Regions from separate parts of the Homo sapiens genome. Here all the other regions are linked to region 3. Evidence: chromatin contacts called from ENCODE Hi-C or POLR2A ChIA-PET data. All regions are on one chromosome and are shown on one strand. The core of a region is the stretch at or near the end of the contact, and the rest is flanking DNA. Distances in the headings are between cores, read along the strand shown. Region 1 overlaps PPTC7 (protein phosphatase targeting COQ7). Region 2 has its middle 34 kb from the start of PPP1CC. Region 3 overlaps HVCN1 (hydrogen voltage gated channel 1).

What was found. Hi-C counts contacts between places; a loop is a spot of excess contacts on that map. ChIA-PET counts read pairs that join two places held with the same protein, here RNA polymerase II (POLR2A). Pooled maps may share reads with other maps.
Region 1: a loop to region 3 is called in a pooled map, with 1.8 times the contacts of the local background. The contact joins two enhancer-like sites. A Hi-C loop is called at or near these places in 1 of 168 maps with a recorded cell type or tissue (B cell) and 4 of 50 pooled maps. POLR2A ChIA-PET finds 5 or more read pairs at or near these places in 2 of 52 experiments (A673 and CD4-positive, alpha-beta T cell).
Region 2: a map with no recorded cell type shows a loop between it and region 3 (18-fold over the local background). The contact joins two enhancer-like sites. A Hi-C loop is called at or near these places in 9 of 37 single-sample maps with no recorded cell type and 9 of 50 pooled maps. POLR2A ChIA-PET finds 5 or more read pairs at or near these places in 2 of 52 experiments (WTC11 and activated T-cell).

What each region holds. Positions count from the first base shown.
Region 1 is chr12:110,550,523-110,555,357 of GRCh38, forward strand. It overlaps PPTC7 (protein phosphatase targeting COQ7), which reads right to left. Exons shown (of 6, transcript NM_139283.2): 2 at 1,267-1,446. Among named protein-coding and RNA genes, the nearest start is that of PPTC7, 30 kb to the right of the region's middle. Within about 2 kb of position 2,064, at least 2 of the 41 ENCODE cell types and tissues checked have a DNase peak (open chromatin) inside an H3K27ac peak, as active enhancers do.
Region 2 is chr12:110,774,496-110,779,386 of GRCh38, forward strand. No RefSeq gene overlaps it. Among named protein-coding and RNA genes, the nearest start is that of PPP1CC, 34 kb to the left of the region's middle. RefSeq lists an enhancer at 1,963-2,302. Within about 2 kb of position 2,121, at least 2 of the 41 ENCODE cell types and tissues checked have a DNase peak (open chromatin) inside an H3K27ac peak, as active enhancers do.
Region 3 is chr12:110,666,964-110,671,874 of GRCh38, forward strand. The region is part of intron 3 of HVCN1 (hydrogen voltage gated channel 1); the gene reads right to left. LOC124903017 (a long non-coding RNA gene) reads left to right here. Exons shown (of 2, transcript XR_007063460.1): 2 at 3,158-4,911. Among named protein-coding and RNA genes, the nearest start is that of HVCN1, 20 kb to the right of the region's middle. RefSeq lists enhancers at 2,059-2,158, 3,209-3,348. Within about 2 kb of position 2,273, at least 5 of the 41 ENCODE cell types and tissues checked have a DNase peak (open chromatin) inside an H3K27ac peak, as active enhancers do.

The DNA of each region.
Region 1 (4,835 bases), core at 814-3,313, 120 kb before region 3:
CCTGGCCGAACAGGGGCTGATTTTAAATGTCAATGGTGACTGGGAAGGAGGCCTTCTAGTAACTAGAAAGATGCTGGCTATGAGCAGAAACGTAATAATACCCTCTCTGAGAGACTGCTTAGAAGGCTGGGTAAGTTCCCAGGAAATCATGTAACAAACAAACGTAGAGGCCTGGCCAAAGGATGCTCCATTAGCATACCACATAAACAAACCCTAAATACTTGGTTTTAAGTTTTCTAATACAAGATTATCGGGGATCTAATTTGTGCCAAGTTATTTCACCGACTAATCACCTGTTAGCAGTGTGGGGTGACCAAACACAACTTGAACTCATCACAGGTAATGAACTGAATTTTGCAGGCCAGACCATTTCTTTTCTTTCCTCTTGCTCTTCTTTCTTCTTTTACCAAATTTTAGAATCCCTCAACAATACAGTTTTAACTTTTTATGTTTCTAAACTTGAAATATATGGAATCAGACTGTCAGGTGGAATTCTGCAATGTTCTCTCTTCCCTTCACAACATGTTCCTGAGTAGAACATGCAGCTTTAAGTCGTTTCTTTTCACAATGCATTTTTCTACAACAGATAGACTTTTAGGTTGTCCCCAGTTCTCTGCTATTGGCAACATTTTGAGAACATTCTCATACCTATCTTTTGGTTCACGTATTGTGCAAGAGTTTCTCTAGTCTAGGGTAAACACCTAGAAGTGCAACTGCTGTGGCATACTATATGTTCATATTTAATACCAAATTGTTTTCCGAAGTGGCTGTACCTATCCACATTCCCTCCAAGCAGTACTACGTATTCTGGTTAGCCTATAGTTTCTCTTTTATTTTTTGGAGATGGAGTTTCACTCTTGTGGCCCAGGCTGGGGTGCAATGGCGCCATCTCGGCACACCGCAACATCCACCTCCCGGGGTTCAAGTGATTCTCCTGCCTCAGCCTCCCAAGTAGCTGGGATTACAGGCATGCGCCACCATGCCTGGCTAATTTTTGTATTTTTAGTAGAGATGGGGTTTCTCTATGTTGGTCAGGCTGGTCTCGAATTCCCGACCTCAGGTGATCTGCCCACCTCAGCCTCCCAAAGTGCTGGGATTACAGGCGTGAGCCACTGCGCCCAGCGGTTAGCCTATAGTTTCTCTATCACACTCTGCTTAGTAGGAAGAGCCTCAGAAAAAAGCTGGTCCGATAAATGATTTTCTTGGTTTTGTTTTTAACTATCTAGGGGGCTTCTTTAGAGGAAAACACATAAGATACCCACTTACCGAGCAAAGGGACTTTATTTTGCAGCAACTCACAGTAGCTTGTGGTGAGAATTCCAATGGGATTACTAGGTACGAACCGTCCTTCTTTTACTAAACGTTCACACGTCCGCATTAAAGTCCCTGAGAATTGAGATGGATCAACTCCATAGTCTCTCCAGCCTCCTACACCATCTGCAACCCCTGAAGAAAAAACAAAAATTACAGTAAAAGAACAATCTTACCAACTTCTCAGGAATTCTTACCTCTGTTTTCTCCTAACAGTTAATTTCACTACATGCTACTACATACATTCACTCCAAAATTCAGAATAAAAAGCACTCACGTTTAATGTATTCTACACTAACACTCCTAAGCCACATTCACTACTTAGAATTTGGCCTTTCATATATTGATGAATAAACTTTTGAGCTACCACAGGGTGGCATTGCCTACCAGCCAAGAGTTCAATTTCAGCAGGATTAGCATCTGTGTATAGACATATTTGTGTCATTAATACTTTGTCTTTTATAAGAATGAAAATTGATTTTTAAGCAAAGTGCTGATGCTAGTGACGATACAATTCAGTCAGAGCTGGAGATCACAAAGAACATCAAAAGCGGCAACCTTTTAACTCCAAACATTGGTCAATCGCTGGGAAATAAAGAACAAAACTGAGAACATATCCCATCCCCTCTCCTTCTACCCTGTAGAGGGCGGTACTGTACAATACAACAGCCATTCCTTACATGGTTACTGAGCACCCGAAATGAGGGAAGCCCAACTTGAGACATGCTCTAAGTATAAAACATACAGTGGGCCGGGCGCGGTGGCTCACGCCTGTAATCCCAGCACTCTGGGAGGCCGAGGCGGGCGGATCACGAGGTCAGGAGATCGAGACTGTCCTGGCTAACTCAGTGAAACCCCGTCTCTACTAAAAATACAAAAAATTAGCCAGGCGTGGTGGCAGGCGCCTGTAGTCCCAGCTACTTGGGAGGCTGAGGGAGGAGATTGGTGTGAACCCGCGAGGCAGAGCTTGCAGTGAGCCAAGATCGTGCCACTTCACTCCAGCCTGGGCAATGGGGCGAGACTCCGTCTCAAAAAAACAAACAAACAAACAAAACCACACACAGTGGATTTTGAAAACTTAGTATGAAAAAAAGTAAAATCTCTTTGGGAGGCTGAGGCAGGTAGATCACCTGAGGTCAGGAGATCGAGACCAGCCTGACCAACATGGTGAAACCCCGTTTCTACTAAAAATACAAAAAATTAGATGGGTGTGGTGGCAGGCAACTGAAATCCCAGCTACTCAGGAGGCTGAGGCTGGAGAATTGCTTGAACCTGGGAAGTGGAGGTTGCGGTGAGCCGAGATCGCGCCATTGCATCCCACCCTGGGCAACAAGAGTGAAACTCCATCGCTCTGTCACCAGGCTGGAGCAGTGGCGTGATCTCGGCTCACCGCAACCTCTCCGCCTCCTGGGTTCAAGGGATTCTCCTGCCTCAGCCTCCCGAGTAGCTGAGACTACAGGTGCGTGCCATCACGCCTGGCTTTTTTGTATTTTTAGTAGAGAAGGGGTTCACCGTGTTAGCCAGGATGGTCTCATCTCCTGACCTCATGATCTGCCAGCCTCGGCCTCCCAAAGTTCTGGGATTACAGGCATGAGCCACTGCGCCCGGCCCCCAAAATCTCTAATTTTTATATTCATTACTTACATACTGAAATTGTATTTTGGGCCAGGCATGGTGGCTCATGCCAATAATCCCAGCACGTTGGGAGGCCAAGGTGGGAGAATCACTTGGGCTCAGGAGTTCAAGACCTGCTTGGACAACACAGTGAGTCCCTGACTCTACTAAAAATAAAAAAATTAGCCAGGCATAGTGGTGTGCACCTGTAGTCCCAGCTACTCAGGAGGCTGAGGCGGGAGGACTGCTTGAGCCCCAGTGGTTGGGGCTACCGTGAGCCATGATTACGCCACTGCACTCCAGCGTGGGTGGATCAGCAAGACCTGGTCTCAAAAAATGAAACAGAAAAAGAATATTTTAGATATAATGCACCAAAGAGAATGCATTATCAAGACTGAGCTCACCTTTCTTTATTTACCTATTTTTTTTGAGACAGAGTCTCGCTCTGTCGCCCAGGCTGCTGGAGTACAGTGGCGTGATCTCAGCTCATGGCAACCTCTGCCTCCCAGGTTCAAGTGATTCTCCTGCTTCAGCCTCCCTAGCTGGGACTACAGGTGCTCGACACCACACCTGACTTGCATTTTTAGTAGAGACAGGGTTTTGCCATGTTGGCCAGGCTGGTCTCAAACTCCTGACTTCAAGTGATCTGCCCATCTCGGCCTCCCAAGGTGCTGGGATTATAAGCATCGGCCACTGCATCCGGCCAAATTTCACCTTTTAAAAAATTAACTATTATTATTTTTAGAGACAGTGGCTTGTTCTGTTGTCCAGGTTGGAGTGTAGTGTTACAATCACAGCTCATTGCAGTCTTGAACTCCCAGGCTTAAGTGATCCTCCTACCTCAGCCTCCTGAGTAGCAAGGACTACGGGGTCATGCCACCACACCCAGCTAGTTTTTGTTTGTCTGGCAATACAGAGTCAGGATCTCACTGTATTGCCCAGGCTTATTTTGAACTCCTGGGCTCAAGTGATCCTCCTGCCTCAGCCTCCCAAAATGCTTGGATTACAGGCGTGAGCCACCATGCCTGGCCTCTTTTTATTTTTAGTTAATATGAATATTAGGAAATTTAAAATTACATATGTGGCTCACATTATATTTCTACTGGATAGTACTAGTATAGAGATTTTCGTAGGCCCAAAGAGTTGCTGATGAGTTCAGAGTCTGCTTAGAGCTCCTTTATCAAGAGGAAATTAGTGTTTATGAAAGTCAATAAAATATCAAAGCCATCATACAATCTTCTACTCAAACTCTTGCAAAACACCAAGCTATTCTTTCCAACACTAAAACCAATTTCTATCTACTAAATTCAAAGACACTGAGAGAAAATGTCAAAAATATACATTATTAAGGCTTTAAATGGCCTTTCTGGAAGGATCCATAAGAAATATTAGCAATGGTTGCTTTAGAAATAAGGAACTGAAAACGATCCATGAACAAAATGGGAATTTTTGCCTTTTACTTCATACCATTCTGTATTAATTTTATTTTTATCATGAGCATGTATCATATGATTTTTTAAAACAGGGATTTTTTAATTTTTAAAACTTTCTGAGCATGAAACATCCTTCCCATACACACATTTATTTTTTGTACATTCAACTTTAAGAATGTATTTGGTACAAAAGTAGCAGAGTGCCTATATATACATCCCTGAAAAATTGGCTTAACATGAATTGGACATGTGAAACTATTTCTCTGGGGATGGCAGTTAACAAAAAGAAAGGGAACACATCGTGAAAAAGTAAGAGGAAACAGAATTGGAAGACATAAAGAAGGCAACAAATAGTGTATCACCACTGGGACAGCAACTTTCCCCACCTATGTGACCAACCAATAAACCAAATTTCATGACAGGGCAATTCCAAATTAGCTAATTAAAGTAATAAAAACTCTGGGATTCGTTTCAAAA
Region 2 (4,891 bases), core at 871-3,370, 110 kb after region 3:
GCACCTGTAATCCCAGCTACTCAGGAGGCTGAGGCAGGAGAATCACTTGAACCTGGGCAGCAGAGGTTGCAGTGAGCCAAGATCGAGCCACTGCACTCTAGCCTGGGCGATAGAGTGAGACTCTGTCTCAAAAAAAAAAAAAAAAAAAAGCCAGGTGTGGTGGTGCACACCTGTAATCCCAGCTACTCAGGAGGCTGAGGCAGGAGAATCACTTGAACCGGGGAGGTGGAGGTTGCGGTGAGCCGAGATCATGCGACTGCACTCCAGCCTGGGTGACAGACCAAGACCCAAAACTCCGTCTCAAAAAGAAAAAAAAAAAAAAAAAAAGGGCTGTGAATGAGATGGGCTTGTATTATCCCATTGGAACCTGGCTTTTCCAGGACTTTCTTCTGACTATACTCATCTCTGAGGCGGGTCCCTGTGAATGGTTTTCTTGTCCTGTCATCCACAGGGTTAATCCCTTGAGGGATGTGTTCAGATTGCTGCTTGGCTGCTTCCTGGCTGTGTGACCTTGGGCAAATGACTTCACTTCTCTGAGCTTCAGTTTCCTCCTCTGCAAAATGGAGGTAAGAATAGTGCTTAGCTCATGCAACTGTTGTGAAGGAATGGAAGAGATAAGCAATGGGAAGTGTTTAGCCTGCAACCTCATCTTAGAGCACCTGATACAATCGAACTATCATTACCATTCTCAGATAATTTTTTAAAATAGTGTCTCCTCAAGCAACTGTTTAGAACAGCGCTATCCATTAGAAATAGAATTCAAGGCCGGGCACGGTGGCTCACGCCTGTAATCCCAGCACTGTGGGAGGCCAAGGCGGATGGATCCCTTGAGGCCGGGAGTTCGAGACCAGCCTGGCTAACATGGTGAAACCCCCTCTCAACTAAAAATACAAAAATTAGCCAGGTGTGATGGTGGGCGCCTGTAGTCCCAGCTACTTGGGAGGTTGAGGCGGGAGAATCGCTTGAATCTGGGAGGCAGAGGTTGCAGGGAGCCAAGATCTCGCCACTGCACTCCAGCCTGGGCAACAGAGTGTGTTTAAAAAAAAAAAAAAAGAATTCAAACCACATATGGACTTTTAATTTTTCCAGTAGCCTCATTAAAAAAGCTGAAGTTAATTTAAATGATATATTTAATTTAACCTGATATATTTTAAAAATGACCATTTTAACACGTAATCAATATAAAGAAAGCATTCTGGTCGGGCACAGTGGCTCATGCCTGTAATCCTGGCACTTTGGGAGGCCGAGTCGGGTGGATCACCTGAGGTCAGGAGTTCAAGACCAGCCTGGCCAACATGGTGAAACCCCGTCTCTACTAAAAATACAAAAATTAGCCGGGCACGGTGGTAGGCACCTGTAATCCCAACTACTTGAGAGGCTGAGGCAGTAGAATAGCTTGAATCTGGGAGGTGGAGGTTATAGTGAGCCAAGATCATGCCATTGTACTCCAGCCTGGGTGACAAGACAGTCCATCTCAAAAAAAAAAAGAGAGAGAGAAAAAAAAGAAAGTATTTCAAGGCTAGGTGCAGTGGCTCATGCCTGTAATCCTAGCACTTTGGGAGGCCAAAGTGAGAGGATTGCTTGAAGCCAGGAATTTGAGACCAGTCTGGGCAACATAGTGAAACCCTGTTTCGAAAGAAAGAAAAGAAAGAAAGAAAGAAAGAAAGGAAGGAAGGAAGTAAAGAAAATTAGCTAGAAGTGATTACACATACACAAGTCCCAGCTACTTGTGAGGCCATTACAGCTTGGGTGACAGAGTGAAACCCTGACTCATAGAAATAAGAAAAAAAAGAAAGAAGGAAGGAAAGAAAATGAATGAAAGAAAGAAAGAAAGAAAAGAAATTAATTTAGCACCATAGGAAAGGTTTTTTTTAAAAAAGCATGAGCTATGTTATCCTCTTTTTTTTTTTTTGTATAAGGCTACAAAATCTGGTATTTTGCACTTATATCCCATCTCAGTTCGGACAAGCCACATTTCAAGGGCCCAAAACCCCATTTGGTGAGTGGCAGCCATATTGGATAGAGACAGCCCACCTTCTCTGGTTTTGTCTCTGCAGATAGCCAAGGAAACCTAATTATGCATCCAACTCTCTGGCCCATTGGCTGAGTCACCTGCCGGGAAGCTTTCAGAATATTTATAGGTAACTGATCTACAGAAAACAGAAAGTGATACCATCTCCAGCCCCCACAACCTTTCTTCAGTCTCAAGTTTGCCGTCTCAGCTACTGTTTTCTAGAGGCCCAGTGGGAAGAGTATGCAAAGTGGCAGTAAAGTACATATGTAAACGTGTAGGCAAAAGGCTGAGAGGATTCTTACCAAACTACTCACAGTGGAAAATAAGAGTAATGTCCAAGCAGAGTTTAGTTTTGTCAGTCATGCCCTAATTTTGTTTTTGTTTTTTAGAATGTATTCATTCACATATTACTTGTGTAAGTGAAAGTCAATTGATATATATATAGAGATAATAGTAAAGAAAAGTAACCATGATTTGCGGTAAATCCCCAAGAAGTTTAATGGAAAGCAGTGAGTGCAGAGATTACAAGGTGGACTCTGGGGCCGGCTGCCTGCCTTTGCATCCTAGCCCTGCTGTCTACTAGCTGTGTGACCTTGGGCAAGGTTCTCTTGCTTTCTGGGCCTCAGTTTCCTCATCTATAAACTAAGGATAATGATGGGACCTATGTTACAAGGTTGTCACAATGATTTGATGAGCAGGTGTAAGGTGTTAAGATGGGATCTGGAACACAGAGTCTCAGCTGTAATAACTAAAATAATTAGTATTATCACTGTTTTTGGTGGAAGAGTAAGTAGCAAGAAACTCTCTTGGTGAAAATACAAGAGCTGCGGTGGCTCACGTCTGTAATCCCAGCACTTTGGGAGGTCGAGGCGGGCAGATCACTTGAGGTCAAGAGTTTGAGACCAGCCTGGCCAACATGATGAAACCCTATCTCTACTAAATATAGAAAAAATTTGCCAGGCGCGGTGGCGCACCCCTCTAGTCGTAGCTACTCAGGAGGCTGAGGCAGGAGAATCGCTTGAACCTGGGAGGCGGAGGTTGCAGTGAGCTGAGATCACGCCACTGCATTCTAGCCTGGGCGACAGAGCGAGACTCCATCTCAAGAAGAAAAAAAAAGGAAATAATATGCTGGAGTGAGAGCTGCAAGACCAGCTGCTAAGCCTGGATCTGCCATTACCTAATTTGTGTAAACTTGGGCCTCAGTTTTGTACTAATTCTAACAACAACATACATTTTCTAGTCCTTACTATCATTTCGGAACTCTACATGTCTCGTTTCATCAGATCTTCACAACACCCCTCTGAGAGAGAGATACTGTTGTTGTTGTTGTTATTATTACTATCTTGAGACGGAGTCTCGTTCTGTCGCCCAGGCTGGAGTGCAATGGCACGATCTCGGCTCACTACAACCTCTGCCTCCCGGCTTCAAGTGATTCTCCTGCCTCAGACTGCCGAGTAGCTGGGATTACAGGTGCCCGCCACCACACCCAGCTAATTTTTGTATTTTTAGTAGAGACGGGGTTTCACCATGTTGGTCATGCTGGTCTCGAACTCCTGACCTCAGGTGATCCCCTGCTTCAGCCTCCCAAAGTGCTAGGATTACAGGTGTGAGCCACCACGCCTGGTCGAGATACTGTTATTATTACCATTCTATAGATAAGGAAACCGAGGCTCAGAGAGCTGACACGGCTTGCCCAAGTCGGCAGCTTCTAAGTCCCAGGAAAGGGATTTGAACTCAGTGTTGTCTAGCCGACATGAGAGGCTGAGGCAATGCTCTCTGCACCATGCAGCCCCATGTGTGAGGTCTTTTCCAGCTTTGCTTTGTCTGTGATGCTGGCAGTTGAGTTGCATGATAAGAGCTAGGAGTTTGGGGTTGGAGTACAGGTTCTTTTGAGCTTTTGGACCCTAGAGTTCTTTCATCTGTATAATGGGGCCAAGAACAATGCAGTGCCCTGAATTTGAGTTTTGTATTTGCTTTTGTTTTTGTTTTTTTGAGACAGGGTCTTGCTGCATCGCCCAGGCTTGAGTGTAGTGGTGTGATCTCGGCTTACTGTAACCTCCACCTCCTGGGTTCAAGCAATTCTCCCACCTCAGCCTCCTGAGTAGTTGGGATTACAGGTGCCCACCACCATGCCAGGATAATTTTTGTATTTTTAGTAGAGAAGGGATTTCATCATGTTGGTCAGGCTGGTCTCGAACTCCTGGTCTCAAGCAATCCACCCACCTTGGCCTCCCAAAGTGCTGGGATTACAGGTGTGAGCCACCATGATTGGCGCTGAATTTGAGGGTTTTCTTTCCAGCTCTCTCCAGGGCTTTCTTTAGACTTTCTTCCTCATTTTGTCTCATCTTTCCAAACACCTCACTCACAAGATCACTTGAAGATCACAGGAAGCCAGTGGAAGGTATCTGAGATGATTAAACAGCACCAGGTTTTTTAGCTATGTTATGTAAGAAGAGGAAAAGAGGGAAGTTGCAGGGGAAGAAATTTGAATCAGATTACATTAAAGGATACAAGTGGGGCTTTCAGACAATGGTGACTTTTGCACAGGGTCTCATGAGGCAACACACGGGGGCACACACCTGCGTGTCTTCATGTAGATATGCTGTGTGAGACACCCCCGCAGCGGATGTTCTGGGGGAAAACAAGGAAGCTGTTAAATGATCCAGCTGTTCTGTCTGAATACGTTGCACATCTGGTGGCCTGGAAATCTCCAGGTGACTTTTCACTTTATATTCACTGTCTTGCTGCCTGGCCCCAATCTTGAGACTCTAGAGGAGGGGAAAAGGGAGGGAAAAAAGAGAAATGGGGGTGGATTGGAGGCAAGGGGTCAGGGGAGGGAAAAGAGCAGAGAGAGAGAGAGACAGAGAGAAATGGAGA
Region 3 (4,911 bases), core at 1,023-3,522:
GTATGACACCTGACCTTGAGCAGAAGCCCATCATGCACCTGTTGGCTGAGGGCACTGGTACCTCATCTCCCATGCTGGGCTCATCTCGGCCGGACCAAACATCTCTGGACTCCCAGGGCTGGCCAGGGCCAGCGCCAGGGTATACTGAAGCTCTCCAGGCAGCCACTGGCCATAATTCCTTTCTTTTTGAGACAAAGTCTTGTTCTTGCTCCCCATGCTGGAGTGCAGTGGCATGATCTCGGCTCACTGCAACCTCCACCTCCTGGGTTCAAGTGATTCTCCTGCCTCAGCCTCCCGAGTAGCTTGGATTACAGGCGCTGCCAACACACCTGGCTAAGTTTTGTAATTTTAGTAGAGACAGGGTTTCACCATGTTGGCCAAGCTGGTCTCGAACTCCTGACCTCAGGTGATCCGCCCGCCTCTGCCTCCCAAAGTGCTGGGATTACACGCGTGAGCCACCGTGCCTGGCCATAATTCCCTTTTTTGAGATAGGGTCTCGCTCTGTCACCCAGGCTGGACTGTAGTGTGCGATCACGGTTCACTGCAGCCTTGACCTCCCGGGATCAAGCGATCCTCCCACAAAAGCCTCCTGAGTAGCTGGAACTATAGGCACATACCATCACGCTCAGCTAATTTTTTGTATTTTTTTGTAGAGGCAGGGTTTTGCTATGTTGCCCAGGCTGGTCTCAAACTCCTGGGCTCAAGTGATCCACCCGCCTCGGCCTCCCAAAGTTCTGGGATTACAGGCATGAGCCCATGCCTGACCCCATACTTTCCTTTGGAAACACCTTACCTGGCAGACAAGAGCAGCCTGTCCTATTTCTCAGTAGTGTGGGAACCTCAAGGTACTTTGCAAAAACCGCATTTATATTTTACAGAAGAGGAAATTTTTCTTTCTGAAACCTTGCAACTGGTGAAGAAGCAACTTTTAGTAATTTGGGATGAAAATATCTAGGGCACTCAGCAGAGCAGAAAACATTTCTGGTTTTCAGTCAAAAGTCTGTCATGCCAGAAGCAGAAAAGCTCCAGAAAAGGGCAAAGATAGGGTTGATCAAGAGAATGTGGTGGGCCTCAGCAGCTTCACCATGCACTCCAGACTCCTAGCATTCATGGACAGACTGATCCTGCCACCACGCCCGGCTAATTTTTGTAATTTTAGTAGTGTGGCGTACAGAGCACCTGCCTCGGTGCCTGGCTCAGAGCAGCCCCCAGCTCTGGAAGTGCCAGCTATGATCATCCCTTAACAACAAAAACTCACCTGGGCATGGTGACTCACATCTGCAATCCCAGCACTTTGGGAGGCCAAGATGGGCAGATCACTTCAGGTCAAGAGTTTGAGACCAGCCTGACCAACATGGCGAAACCCCATCTCTATTAAAAACAAACAAAAAAATAGCCAGGCGTGGTGGTGGGCACTTGTAATCCCAGCTACTTGGGAGGCTGAGGCATGAAAATTGCTTGAACCTAGGAGGCAGAGGTTGCAGTGAGCCAAGATCATGCCACTGCACTCCAGCCTGGGTGACAGAGTGAGACTGTCTCAAGAAAACAAAACAAAAAACCCCAAAACTCTTCTCCTCCAGCTTCATCACCATCCTTGGATATTTCATTTCTCTGCCCACTGCCTGCCTCTGCATCCCTCAGGCTGTTAAGTTACATGAGCTGATACAGCCGCTTTGTGGCTTAAGTGACACTGAGCTGTGTTTCTGTCACTTATAACCCCAAAAGTCTACAGGTGGAGTTGCTGATGCGGGACACCCCCACAGCTCCATCTCCCATGCAAGAATCCTTGCTGTCCCCACTGTACCCTGATGCTCCTCTGCGGTCACCTTTCCATATCAAAACCTGTGACCGTGGCTCCAACCTGCCTGACGGTCCCACACTCTTTGACGCTGTTGAATCTGCTGTGCTTGGCAATCTCGCCCCCTGCTTCTCCTGCTATCTCTGGCCACCCTCCTCAGCTTCCTGTACCATGTCCCTGCCCCATACCAGGAGTCCTGGAGACCTCAGCCTTGACCCTGTCCTTGGGCCGGTGACTCTCTCTTTGGGGGCCTTAGCACAGCTGTGTTCTCGGTGCCGTTCACGTTCAAATCAAAGACTCCAGTCTGATGTTCAAGATCCTGCTGGGTCATTGGTTTGCTGTGACCCAACTGACCTGATTTCTTACCTTTCTCTCCCAGTCCACTCCTCCTTCCACATCCCCTAGGGCACGCTGTCACTTACCTGGCTGCCCAGGCCAAGAACAGAAAATCGTCCTTGGCTCCTCCTTCTCCCTCACACCCCATCGGTTTCACTTCCTGAACCTGGCTGGCACTCCATCGTCCCCTCTCCCTCACCAGAACCTGCCCTGACCCTCCCTCCACCTGCCTGCAGCCAGGGTCCTCCTTCTCCAATGCCAACCTGACTGTGTCCCTGCTGTGCAGCGACCTCCATGCCCACAACTGCCTTCAGGATCGAGTCCCAGCTCTCTTGGCTTCCCCAGGCCCTGGTCTCCCTGCCAGCCTTATTCCTTCCTAGCACCCTGCCTCTGCCAGCCTCCAGCCACATGGAACTTGCAGTTCTAGAGCGGACCACGCTCTCTTGCTTCCAGGACTCCGCATGGCCTGTCCCCATCCCATCTATCTTCCAGGTCTTACACCTAGATTTTACCTTCCCTGGGAGGCCTTCTTTAATTCTCCCTCACCCCAGTTGGGGTGTACGTCACACTGTCTTAACAACCACTGAGACACTGTCCCCACCACATTGGGCTGTGAACGCTGGGAGGGCAGAGACTCTTCCTCAGTCACAGGGAGAGGCTCAAGAAGTGGTTAAGAGGCCGGGCGCGGTGGCTCAAGCCTGTAATCCTAGCACTTTGGGAGGCCGAGACGGGCAGATCACCTGATGTCAGGAGCTCGAGACCAGCCTGACCAACAGGGTGAAACCCCATCTCTACTAAAAATACAAAAATTAGCCAGGCATGGTGGCACATGCCTGTAATCCCAGCTACCTGGGAGGCTGAGGCTGCAGTGAGCCAAGATTGCGCCCCTGCACTCCAGCCTGGGTGACAGAGCGAGACTCCATCTCAAAAAAAAGAAAAAAGAAATGGTTAATAAATGAATGGATTAACAAAATCTTAGGCACTACTCCTTCAAGGTAAACATATTGCTGACCTCTTTTACAGGTATTAGACCAGAAAAACTACCATCTGGGAGAGAAGGGGAAAGTGAAAAAGACAGACCTAGAAGCGAAGGAGAGAAAAGCATTTTGTGGATGCCTATTTTTACAGGCTCAGAAGCCGCCATCTGTGGGAGGGGGAAAGTCCCTAGTTCATTGTTATCTGACAATCGGAGAAAAAGGTACTTTTTAAGAAAGTCAGCCAACTCCCAACTCCCATGGCCTGATGTCCCTTCAGTTTGCATTTCCCTGTTCCCTCCCAGAGCTATTTTGGGGGACTTGATTTGCATATTAACCACCCTCACCCCAAAACTCTAAGACACAATGGCAGCAACGTGTATTACTATGGTTGCTTATTTTATCACACCTCATATCATCTCAGCATGCTGCTAACTTCCTTCCATGCACTATTTCATTTCAATTCCTAACAACCCTGAGGTTGAGGCCATCCTTTAGGGTCCTGGTGAGGGGGGGCCTTGTCCAAGGTCACACACTGTGGGGAACTGGAAAAGCAGGATCTGCCCCTGGGCTCCATGACTTGGAGACTATGTTCTAGAAAACACAGCTGACAGAAAGCCAGGCAGCCAGTGACCGGAGAGCCACCTGCTCAGAGGGTGGAGTAGGTGGAATTGTGCACACCCCCCTAACAATTCCTGTCCCCCTGGACCCTTAGAATGTGACCTTATTTGGAATGTAGGTCTTTGCAGATGTAACTAAAGATGATAAGATGAAATCATACTGGATTTAGGGTGGGCCCTAAATCTGGTGATTGGTGTCCTTACAAAAAGAGAAAAGGGGCCAGGCGCGGTAGCTCACGCCTGTAATCCCAGCACTTTGGGAGGCTGAGGTGGGTGGATCACTTGAGGTCAAGAGTTCAAGACTAGCATGGCCAACATGGCAAAACCCCGTCTCTACTAAAAATATAAAAATTGACCAGGTGCAGTGGCTCATGCCTGTAATCCCAGCACTTTGAGAGGCCAGGGTGGACAGATCGCCTGAGGTCAGGAGTTCAAGACCAGCCTGCCCAACACATTGAAAACCTGTCTCTACTAAAAATACAAAAATTAGCCGGGCGTGGTGGTGGGTGCCTGTAATCCTAGCTACTCCGGAGGCTGAAGCAGGAGAATCGCTTGAACTCGAGAGGCTGCAGTGAGCCGAGATCATGCCATTGCACTCCAGCCTGGGAGACTGAATGAGACTCGGTCTCAAAAACAAAAAAAGAGAAAAGGACACACAGAGGGTAAGGTCACGTGAAGGTCACAGAGGTCAGAATGATACGTCCACAAGCCAAAGACTGCAGACAACACCAGAGGCTGGGATGGAAGAGGCCTGGGACACATCTCCCCATCCCAAAGCGTCCAGGAGCCAGTCCTGCCAACACCTTGATTTTGGGCTTCTGGTTTCTGGAACTGGTGAGAATGAGTTCCTGTTGTTGAAGCCCCCCAGTTTGTAGTAGTTTGTCACAGCAGCCACAGGCAACCAGGACAGAGGGTGTGTGCCTGAGTTAGCCAGGATGGTCTGTAGGCCAGGTACTGTCTTTCCCTTTATCTTTCCGGGCCACACATTTGTCCTGGACTCCAAGGAGAAAGCCGACTTCTTCAGGGCCCAAAACCACTTGGAGAAAGCCCGATTCTGCAGCCAACAACAGCGACAGCGGCTCCTTTTGCTCAGAGCCCACCGGTCACATCACCTGCTGTCGCTTGATACTTTTAATGCTCCTAAGAAGTAGGCAGGAAGGGTAGGTGAAGTCTCTCCATTTTG